Regions from separate parts of the Homo sapiens genome. Here region 1 is linked to region 2. Evidence: chromatin loops called from intact Hi-C (ENCODE). Cell type or tissue: Calu3. All regions are shown on one strand. Region 1 has its middle 540 kb from the start of CNKSR2. Region 2 has its middle 260 kb from the start of RPS6KA3.

The links. Peaks named below come from ENCODE experiments on the same cell type or tissue, not always from the same donor. Only the 100,000 strongest peaks of a DNase experiment are listed, where the experiment ranks them.
Region 1: a loop joins it to region 2, with 2.5 times the contacts of the local background. A loop is called at or near these places in 1 of 110 quality-filtered maps.

Annotation. Positions count from the first base shown.
Region 1 is chrX:20,828,271-20,833,270 of GRCh38, reverse strand. No RefSeq gene overlaps it. Among named protein-coding and RNA genes, the nearest start is that of CNKSR2, 540 kb to the left of the region's middle. In Calu3, no CTCF peak of the experiment used is centred here; a DNase peak (open chromatin) is centred at 3,110.
Region 2 is chrX:20,528,133-20,533,132 of GRCh38, reverse strand. No RefSeq gene overlaps it. Among named protein-coding and RNA genes, the nearest start is that of RPS6KA3, 260 kb to the right of the region's middle. In Calu3, a CTCF peak has its summit at 2,642 (motif pointing left); a DNase peak (open chromatin) is centred at 2,612.

The sequences.
Region 1 (5,000 bases), 300 kb before region 2:
TTTAGGTGGTTGTTACATTAACATACATATACAGTGTACCATTTTAAGTAAACATATTTGGAGAACTCATACTCTCTGATTGAAGACTTATTATAAAACTATAGTAATCAAGACAGCCTCACACGAGAATGACCACTTATGTAGTTTGAGTTTAAAATACCAATAAAGTTTTTCCTAATAAAAGTTTGAAATACTTGCCCTCCCATATGTTACTTGGTACTAAAATATCTTTTAAATGAAAAAAAAAATCTTTCCTTCCACACGTAGAAATGAGGCTTCAAACACAATATTGTGGTGCCATAATTATAGGTGAATGAGGAATAAATAAGAAAGCTGTTGAACCAGGTGGTTCTGCTCAGGGTTGCCATCTGCCATATAATGGGTCAGAACAAACTTCACAAGCCACACGGTATTGGTTTAAGGAATAAGTATCGGTGGGAAAAGAGAAAAATCACAAGGCCAGAGTCAGCCTCCAGAGATGGTTGTGGTTCCCTAATTTGACCATCTTCCTTTGTGGGAACGTTTTCTGGACCTGGCTGGGGTTTGACTCCAACGAAGATAACAATATTTTACTCTTGGGTCTCTCTTCTTATGACGCAAGTGTGAAATTGTGGCTTTGTTACTGAATGAAATAAATAGGCTGTTTGGAAACAGGAATCTGGATTTAGGATGCTAGCTACTCCAGTACCTGGGGCCTGTGGAGCCCTTGAGAAGTTACAGTTCTCCTTGTGTGTCTGAAGGTGGGAGGAGGAAGAGGTTGGACAGGAAGCCACCAGTGCCATTGTGAGCTTAGCTTGGGCACTGTCCCTCCTGCTGGGAAAAGATTCTCCCAGATTGCAATCAGCGTATTGTCCAGGCAACCTAGTGGGGGCACCTGAGTAATGTTCACGTGAGCCTGCTTTTTGAATTACAAATACTTTTCTTTCAGGTCTTTTTTTTTGGAATGGAGGTGGGAGGGGAGGGCTAAGGTAAGAAGGGATAGATTAGATAAGAAAGGCCAACAGCATACATCTGTATGTTGAAGAAAAAACTCATGAAAAAGAACATGAGAGTCTAGAGAGACTGACTACAAACTTCATCATTTATCATTTCGTGTAGGAAATTTCTTCCAAATACTAACACTGGGGGGATGGAAATCTGCAAGAGATAATGTATGTCAATATTATCTTCTAATCTTAAAACCTGCAGACCCAAAGTCACACTACATGCACTTAACAAATCCCTGCTTCTCATAATAATCCCAAAGCACTTGGTCAATGTGTTTATCTTCTTGAACAATATTCTTTCCATTGCTTTATACAGACACATTGTTTTAATCCAACACATCTCGTGATCTTCACTAACTTAGATTTGAGAATCTCAGTGCATTGGAAAACACTGCTTTGGAATTTTACCTTAAAGCATTTCTGTCTTACAGTCATATAGACTAACTCCCAAATCTCTTACTGAAAGTTAAATCAATATAGACATTATGCATCTATTAGTTACTAAAAAAAGCCAAAGTTTCTTAATTAAAACCATCAAATAGGAAGGACAAACACCAATTAACTATAAAATACTATAGCAAATATTTATAGTCCAGAAATATCAAAAGTTAACTATACATAAAATATATTTCAATTTCAGTGAAAGAAAAAATTATTCTGAGGCAATTGCACACAACTTTTTATTCCATGTATTCAGAGTTCTACATTTATCTTTTTCAATTTTCTCATTTTACATATAAGAAAATTTCACATGACCATGATACTGTGATCTTCAGCTTTTGATTATCTTATAAATCAATTTTTGGCATTTGCATTTAACAGCAATGCTTCTTGGCTTAACCAATGTTGGCTTTATTTTTCAAGAGCTGGCTCCTTAGGTTGCTTGAGGAGATCAGCATATGGTGTTTTTTGCAAGGATTTTAAACTTTGATTTATGGGGATTGGAAAAGGTGTCTTAATAAACAACTGCTTTTATTATTTTATTTATTTTCATTTTAGAGATAAGGTCTCACTCTGTCCCCCAGGCTGAAGTGCAGTAGTACGATCATGGTTCACTGCAGCCTTGACCTCATGGGCTCAGGTGATCCTCCCACCTCAGCCTCCCAAGTAGCTGGGATTACAGGTGCGTGTCACCATGCCCAGCTAATTTTTTGTATTTTTTGTATAGATGCCCAGGCTGGTCTCGAATTCCTGGGCTCAAGTGATACACCTGCCTCAGCCTCCCAAAGTGCTGGGAGTACAGGTGTAAGCCACTGCACCTGGCCAAACAACTACTTTTAACATGAATATATGTCTGTGAACATCTTCTTACCAGAAAGGTTGGTCATTCTTTATCAGATGGGTGCCTGGGTTCATATTTCCTGTTTATAACTGTACCCATTCAAGGAAGAACTACTGGAAATAAGATATGGTGTAGCTCTTTTCTATAACAGTCATTTTAAGAGAGAATAATATTCATTTTCTTGACCCTAAAGGCTTCCAATTGTCTGTGCAAGAAGAGTGAACACTATCTTAATTAGCTTCACATGATTTATTCTTGGAGGTGTTAAGGGACAACATTAATTTATTTGAGGACAAAAAGCTCATAGCTCTTCTTAATGAATATTGCTCCAATCTTGAAATACTGATTTAACAATGTGGTTCTAAAAAGTAGCTTAATTTAGACAAAAAATAACACTTAATAATCAATATAGAACCAGGCAGCTGAGACCCAGATGCAGTCCAAACTGAAAGCATACACATATTAGTCCCTCTGAGAAGACAGATTGTAGATCTGCCTTTGTGAATACAATCTAATGCTCCTCATTTTCCTTCAAAGAAATGTAGTCAAAATGTTTTTTTTTCTCTCCAGGCTCTGCGCCAGGCACATACTGTGCAGGCACTGTCAAAACGATGTCACTGCAGCTAAACTCATTTCCTGCCTAAGTCAGTCCTGAATTTCCATCCCTTTCTTCTTGATGTTTACCCTTCCTGCCATTATCTTGAAGTAACCTCTCATTCATCTTTCAGAGAAAATAAAATAATCCCATTCGTCAATTATTAAATAGTAACCAATACTGCTGACCATTGTTTGCCTTCCTGTGACCAGCCATTCACCATGCTAGTGACATGGTGATGTCTCATTTGCCTTCAGAAGGTGATTAATCATTCTGAGGCAACAGACCACACACAGCAGTCTGAGGAAGTGGTGACAGAAGCATTCAAGATGTAGTACAATTTTATAAGGCTAATCCCACATAACTGAGTTGATGATTGCGTTATCCCTCTTTCCCCCTTGTCTGCAAATTGTCTCATATTTTAAAGGTAATATATATCAAAGTCTAAGTAAGGAAGAGTTACTGCTCATAGCATAAAACTTTGAAAAGAAATGCTGATAAGAACCCTTCGATTTAGATGAGTAAACTACTAGAATATGTCAAAACACACAAATATTTGCAGTGAATCATCAAATGCTGGTATAACAGGGATTGTTAGTATCCTTGGGAAAAAATACCTTGAATTTCTATAGATAAGCAATTTGTGTTTTTTTATGCAGTCAGTTGGCAAGGCTTTATTGAGTGTCTATGTGTCCAGTATGTCCAAAGCCTCAAGGAGAAGAAAACAAAAGGGACAACTCCAGTATTATAAAACAGCAGGTCAACAAACTACATGGAAACCCAAGTTCTTCTGAAGGGGATTTCAGGTAGAGTTCTAAGCCAAAAAATATTTTTTTCTCTGCCAGGCATGGTGGCTCACGCCTGTAATCCCAGCACTTTGGGAGGCCGAGGCGGGCAGATCACGAGGTCAAGAGATTGAGACCATCCTGGCCAACATGGTGAAACCCCGTCTCTACTAAAAATACAAAAAAATTAGCCAGGCATGGTGCAGGGCGCCTGTAGTCCCAGCTACTCGGGAGGCTTAGGCAGGAGAATGGCGCGAACCCGGGAGGCAGAGCTTGCAGTGAGCCGAGATCACGCCATTGCACTCCAGACTGAGTGACAAGAGTGAAACTCTGTCTCAAAAAAAAAAAAAATATCAAACTATAGTTCATACAGGTAATAGTAATAATAATTAACACTATTGGCAAAATTAAGGCACATGGAAGTTTAATAAGTTCGTCAAGATTATAAAGTGAGCATAACAAAGAATGTAGAAACAGTGTATAGGTTTTAAAGGCCTAGAACATTTGCATTATCTGGAATCTGGATTAAAACTTCCCAGGAAATTGTGTTTATTGCCTCAATTTGTTCTTATGTGAAACAGAGAACTAAATGAGATAATGTATAAGTAGCACTTAATAACATAAATAATATACAGTAAATCTGTGTAAGTAGGTGGCCTTTAGTGCAGATGAACAATTTGCTCTAAGCATAGCATAGCTCCTGTAGTCTTAGTAACAGAAAATGATCACATATTGCAGGTTAAATTGAGCAAGTCAAAGCTTTCACCTTTAAAAATATAAAAACTTAGCTGAGAAATCACCTGATTCTCCCCCAGGAACATTTGAATACATTTTCGATTATCAATATATAATGGAAATGCTACTGCCATCCAGTAGGTCGAGGTCAGGGATGCTGTTAAAGACTGTACAATGCACAGGACAGTCCCCTACAACAAAGCAGTATCCAAAATATAAACCCTTGTCTAAGGTAATTGGCATAAATTAGAATGCCAATTTAGCTCATGTTGTAATAGAACTATTGAGGGTGTCTGATGTAGAAGTGGGTTTGGTCTCAGGTACAGTGGCTCACTCCTGTAATCTCAGCACTTTAGTAGGCTGAGGCGGGAAGATCACTTGGGCTCAAGCGTTGGAGACCAGCCTGGGTAACAAAGTGAGACCCTGTCTCTATGAAAAAAAAAAAAAGAAAAATAGCCAGGTGTAGTGGTGCATGCCTGTAGTCTCAGCTACTTGGGAGGCTGAGGTGGAAGGATCATTTGAGCCCAGGAGGTCAAGGCTGCAGTGAACCATGATCATGCCACTGCACTCCAGCCTGGGTGACAGAGCAAGATCCTGTCTCAAAAAATCAAAAACAA
Region 2 (5,000 bases):
TTTATATGGCCAATATAAGAGCTCTCCTACATACATTTAGAAGGGCAATTAAGAACAATAGTAGTCAGTGGTTGCCAATGTTTACTTGAAAGCTAAGACTTACTATGAGGCAGATGCTGTGCCAGGGACTTGACACGCAGAATCACATTCAATTATCGCATCAATCTGATGACTAGGTATCATTACACTCTTCATATTTTAGATAAGTCAACTGAAAATTGGAGAGGTTAAAGAACTTGACCCCAGGTTGCCAAGCTGGTAAATGGCAGTGCCTAGTTGCAGCCCTAGATTGGCTTGGCACCATAACTCATGTTCTGTATGCAGAAAATCACTTGTAAATTTTGAAATAGAAGCTAATCCTGGTATCTTATGTCAGGTGCTCCCAGAAGCAGACCCAGAAACAAGGATTTATGGTGGCAGCACTCTGTCCACAGCACTAGAAAAGGGAAGTGGTCCCAAGAAGGGAAGGCAGCCAGTAAAGGGTGAGCATCCTTTGAGGAACTCCGGAAGATAGCATAGAACATAACCCAGAGTTAACCTAACCAGGATGGGAGGAAACTGAGCTATTTCTCCACCCACTCCCATGCCGGTCATTGGTTGAGAGCTGCTTTGGGGACAGCTGAGTATGGACGGACCATATTCCCCAGTTAGAAAAAAAACCTCAGACAGAGAGTCACAGACATTCCCACAAAGCATCCTGCAGCAAGTAAAGTGAGTTCTGGGGGCTGCAGGCAGGGCACCAAGAGCATCTGCTACAAATGCATATGGCCCGAGAACTAAAAAAGGAGAGAACCACCCACCCCTGGGCTCACATGTTCAATTAAGTTGCTTCGCACACCATCCTCTAGACTCAGTTTAACTGGTATTGGTATTGGCTTTCACCATATTTTTCCAATAATTCTGTCTTTTCTGTGTCCAGCTGGGCGACACAAACTTTGAAGGAGACATGGGAATGACTGTGGGGCTGCTACCACCAGAACGGTGGAGCCCCCACTCCTCCTCCCACCTTTGCACACCAGCACTTTCCACCTGCGAGCACCACACTACACTATGGAAATCTGTACCCTGCCCATAACAAATTTCTCCCATTGTTCGTTTAGGCTGCAGAGACTAGATGATCTAAAAGTCCCCAAATTCCAATTTTTGGAGACCCAGATGAGGTCATTTTCCAAGGATCATATCTCTGAAAAATCCTCCTTCAATTTCTTCATTCGAGATTTTGCAACACTGAAGTTCCTACGTTAGTAAACATATGACTAAGAGAGCTAAATATTGCATAGTTATCTGGGGTTAAATAACTCTTTGAGCAGTTTTATAGGTTGGATGTTTTAGTGGTAACGATAAATATTAATAGTAGTGAAGTGTTCTCATATAATGATGGCTTGGTATGTGCCCAGCCATCTAATTAGCTCATTATTTCTCACTATAACCCTAAAAGATTCTTGCAGTCTAAGAATCAAAAGCCCAGATGGTTAAGTAACTTGTCTGAGGTCACATAGCAAATTAAAATGGATCCAGGGTCCAAACCTGTCTGTTGTTTGTTTGTTTGTTCGTCTGTTTTACCATATACCACAGTGTCTGTCTAGCATTGCCCAGAGAGAACTGCTCTGCAGCTCTTCCCATCAAAACACTAGAGAAATTATTGCTAAGTAATGGGCTATTTTCATAAATATGACTTATAAAGTACTTCAGAGCTGTTTGAAATGCAGTATTAAAATAACCTGCAAAATGGTTAATTTATTATTGGGTGCTGCTGTATTCTCCACAGAAGTCAAATTAATAACATTATCTACATTTGTCCTTGAGAAGATAACTTAGTAGAATGGAAGGCATTCTGACATCATCTAATTGCCAGCTTGCAGAACTCAGGCCCAAAGACGTTAAGTAACTAACTCAAGGATGCTCAGCCAGCTAGTTAGCAGTCAGCCAGGATTAGGCCCCCAGCTTCCCCCACTTCAGGTCTGTAGCTTTTTCCATTCACCCCACCGGTGTGTGTCTTTTCATTCAAACTGCCCCCTTGGGCAATTACAGATGCTCACAATCTTTAGCACTAATGCAAATTTCAGTTCCACTGCCCCGCGTTTCTAACAATTCTCTGAAATGTTTTTCTCACAGGCATTTAGGATAGTGATATAATAACAGTTTTTTAATGTCTTTTCTCCGAAAGAAATAACAAACCAAAGCTCCAGGCTTCTGTTTCATCGTTATATAATACTTGTCTGGGATTGCAAATCACTTGCAGAAGGACAGGGCTCGGGGGAGGAGGGGGTGGGTGTGAATCTTTTGTGGTTTCTTGGGTAACGTGAAGCGATTTGTCATTTTAGAGAGGCTGGAGCCTATGCCCTCAGATCCATTAGCGATCAGACTTGTTTTGATTATCTTTGAAACCTTGCAGTTTCTGAGGCTGTCCCTGAATGGGGGTAGAACACAATGGTTGCAGACAGACCTGTTTTTCTCTCTTCCCTTCCACCCAAGTAAGAGAACAGGCTAATAATAAATCAAAGTTCTAGAACTTGAATTTGAACTGAAAATACCTCCGACTAAAACCTGTTTCTTCCATCCTGCAAATAGGAGGGGAAGCAATCCGCCAGAGCAGGGAACTGCTGCATTTTCTGTGAATGTGCGCCCTCTGATGGTAAATTTTGGTAACGACTGGCTCTCGGGAGAAGTAAACAAAATTATCATACCAAAAAGAATATTTTATTGGGGGGGAAAGAGCTACAGAGGACTCATTAATGTTCAACTTTATAGTCATAAGTTGGCGGTTATGGAGGACCCACTGAGAGTTGCTTTAGTTCTCGTGGAGATTTGCACAAGAGAAATTCAAAGCATTGTTACTTAGGGAGCTCTCAAAATACCTTGTTGCTGGGTGTATTTATAGAAGTTAAAGCAACTCCGAAGGGGCAGCGGTGTAAGGATTTGGGCTATTCACGTTAAACTCTTACTAAAATAGTCAAAAGCGGTGTGCAGTTCCCTCAATTTGGGAAGACAGACAAAATGAATTCCAAAGCAAATTGAGATAATTTTAAAGTGTTTTGACTAAAAACAAATGGGGTGGAGTTTTTTTCTTTAATACAGTACAATAAGCTATGCCTTCAGTGGCAAATCCCCCATTGATGAATCTTTTCTTTCTACTTTTGTGCCTCCTTGTAAAAGCCCTGCAATCTGCTGAATATCTTTACTTAAGTATTTAGATGGAAAGGGCAGCAAGAGAAAGCCAGTTACTTTATTAGGCATTCCACTCGGCAATATTCCATTCCCTGGTTCCTGCTCACATTTGATAAGGAATGCATTCCACTGATCTATGCTTAGCTGCTAGTGGCTGAAAGAATTTCCCCTCATCATTCCCTTCCCTGCTTCTCCTTTTTCACTCTCCCCCCCACCCACAGACATCTCTAATTCAGGCCACCTCAACTGCCTCCATTATTCATCCAGATCATTCCTAACCTCGCTGTGCACAAGCACCCACGTTTATTTCCTTGGTGATGCTCAGTTTGACCTCTTGGTGCACAAGAAATACAAAATCAAATCAGCTGGCTGAGTCTAGCACTCACGGGGACTATGCACAGGTTTTGCTGTTCCCACTCTGGAACCAATCAAACACGAGCCCATCAGCAAACAAACCACATTATATAAAGCAGCCGTGAGGCCAGCTGTGAGACCAAGAAGGCAGATCACACGGCCACAGTTTTACCCACGTGCTTGGAGAATCCTCCATCAGCTGCTCGTGAAAACAAATCCAGACGTCTGTAGTTGTGCATACATTTTGTGCCAGCCAGCAAGCACACAGGTATAGAATAGAACCTCTTGCTACATTTGTGTATCCAGAAAGCAAAATACTTAGCGGGATTCACGTTGCCCCAGGGGAATACAGACACATATTTTGCTTCTTTGAAATTCCTTCAAGTCTTGATGATGGCCAGCAGTGTGCTGGGGATGGCTTTAGCTCATTTGTTTTCCTACCAAGGCAGCATGTGTTTAGTGACTAAGGTGAACAGAGCAGCCGTGATCACAGGAGGGTAACCAAAAATCAGCCTTCCTGCTCCTTGGATGAGCTTTCTCACTTGACTGCTCTGTGGAAAGAAAAGAGGACGTCTGAGAAATTCAATTTAGTTTTAATAACCTGACTCCTATTTGCTAATGTTCCAAACTGCATTTAAAGAAGTCTAAATCTCAGATGGAGATTTGGTTAGAGCAATGAGTGGGCAAGTAAAACATCTTTCCACCTGGAAAGAAATTGTGATAAGAAAAAAGATTTGAATTGAAATCATTTTTCATCCAAGTAATTTAGAGTGATCCTAAGTAGGTCATTGCACTTCGGCGCTGCTGTGCATTCAACTGATGCTCATTCAGCTTTGGGCAATGGTGAAGCATTGATTTTAAGTAGAAACTTTTTTTCTCCCAAGATATCTCATATTTTATATGCAAGAAAACTCTTCTCACTTTTGAGATCAAATTTATATTATATGGATGTTCTCTTGTTGTTATATGGTTAATATAGCATTGCACGGTAGAAGGAAAATAAGTAGAATGTTAAGAGGGAGAGAGTGTAAGAGGGAGGTGAGATAGAATGGGAGATAGAGAGGGGGTGGAGAAAGGAAGGGGGGAGAAAAGTGAAAGAGCCCACGAATGCCTATGGGTGTTAGAGAAAGCAAGTCCCACTGTGCGAGAAAAAGTGAGTGTCAATTCATTTCTGATGATAGAGAGGACTAATTAGAGAAAGCTAACAGCTCAACAGAATCTGGGGTTGGGGTAATCCAACTATGCATAGCCCCTTCCCCACTGGGAATCCTTGCTGACAGTACTGTAATGGGAGGTGTCACTGATATGAGATTGTCAGCCATAAGAAGCATGTGGAGAAAGAAAAGGCTGAGGACCTGAAAGTAAACAAGGGAGAAAGAAATGAATCCCTTCATTGCAAATGAAAGATAACAAATACATATTTGAAGATGAGATACGGAAACTCCCAAAGAAGACAATAAACCCAGTAATTAAATCAT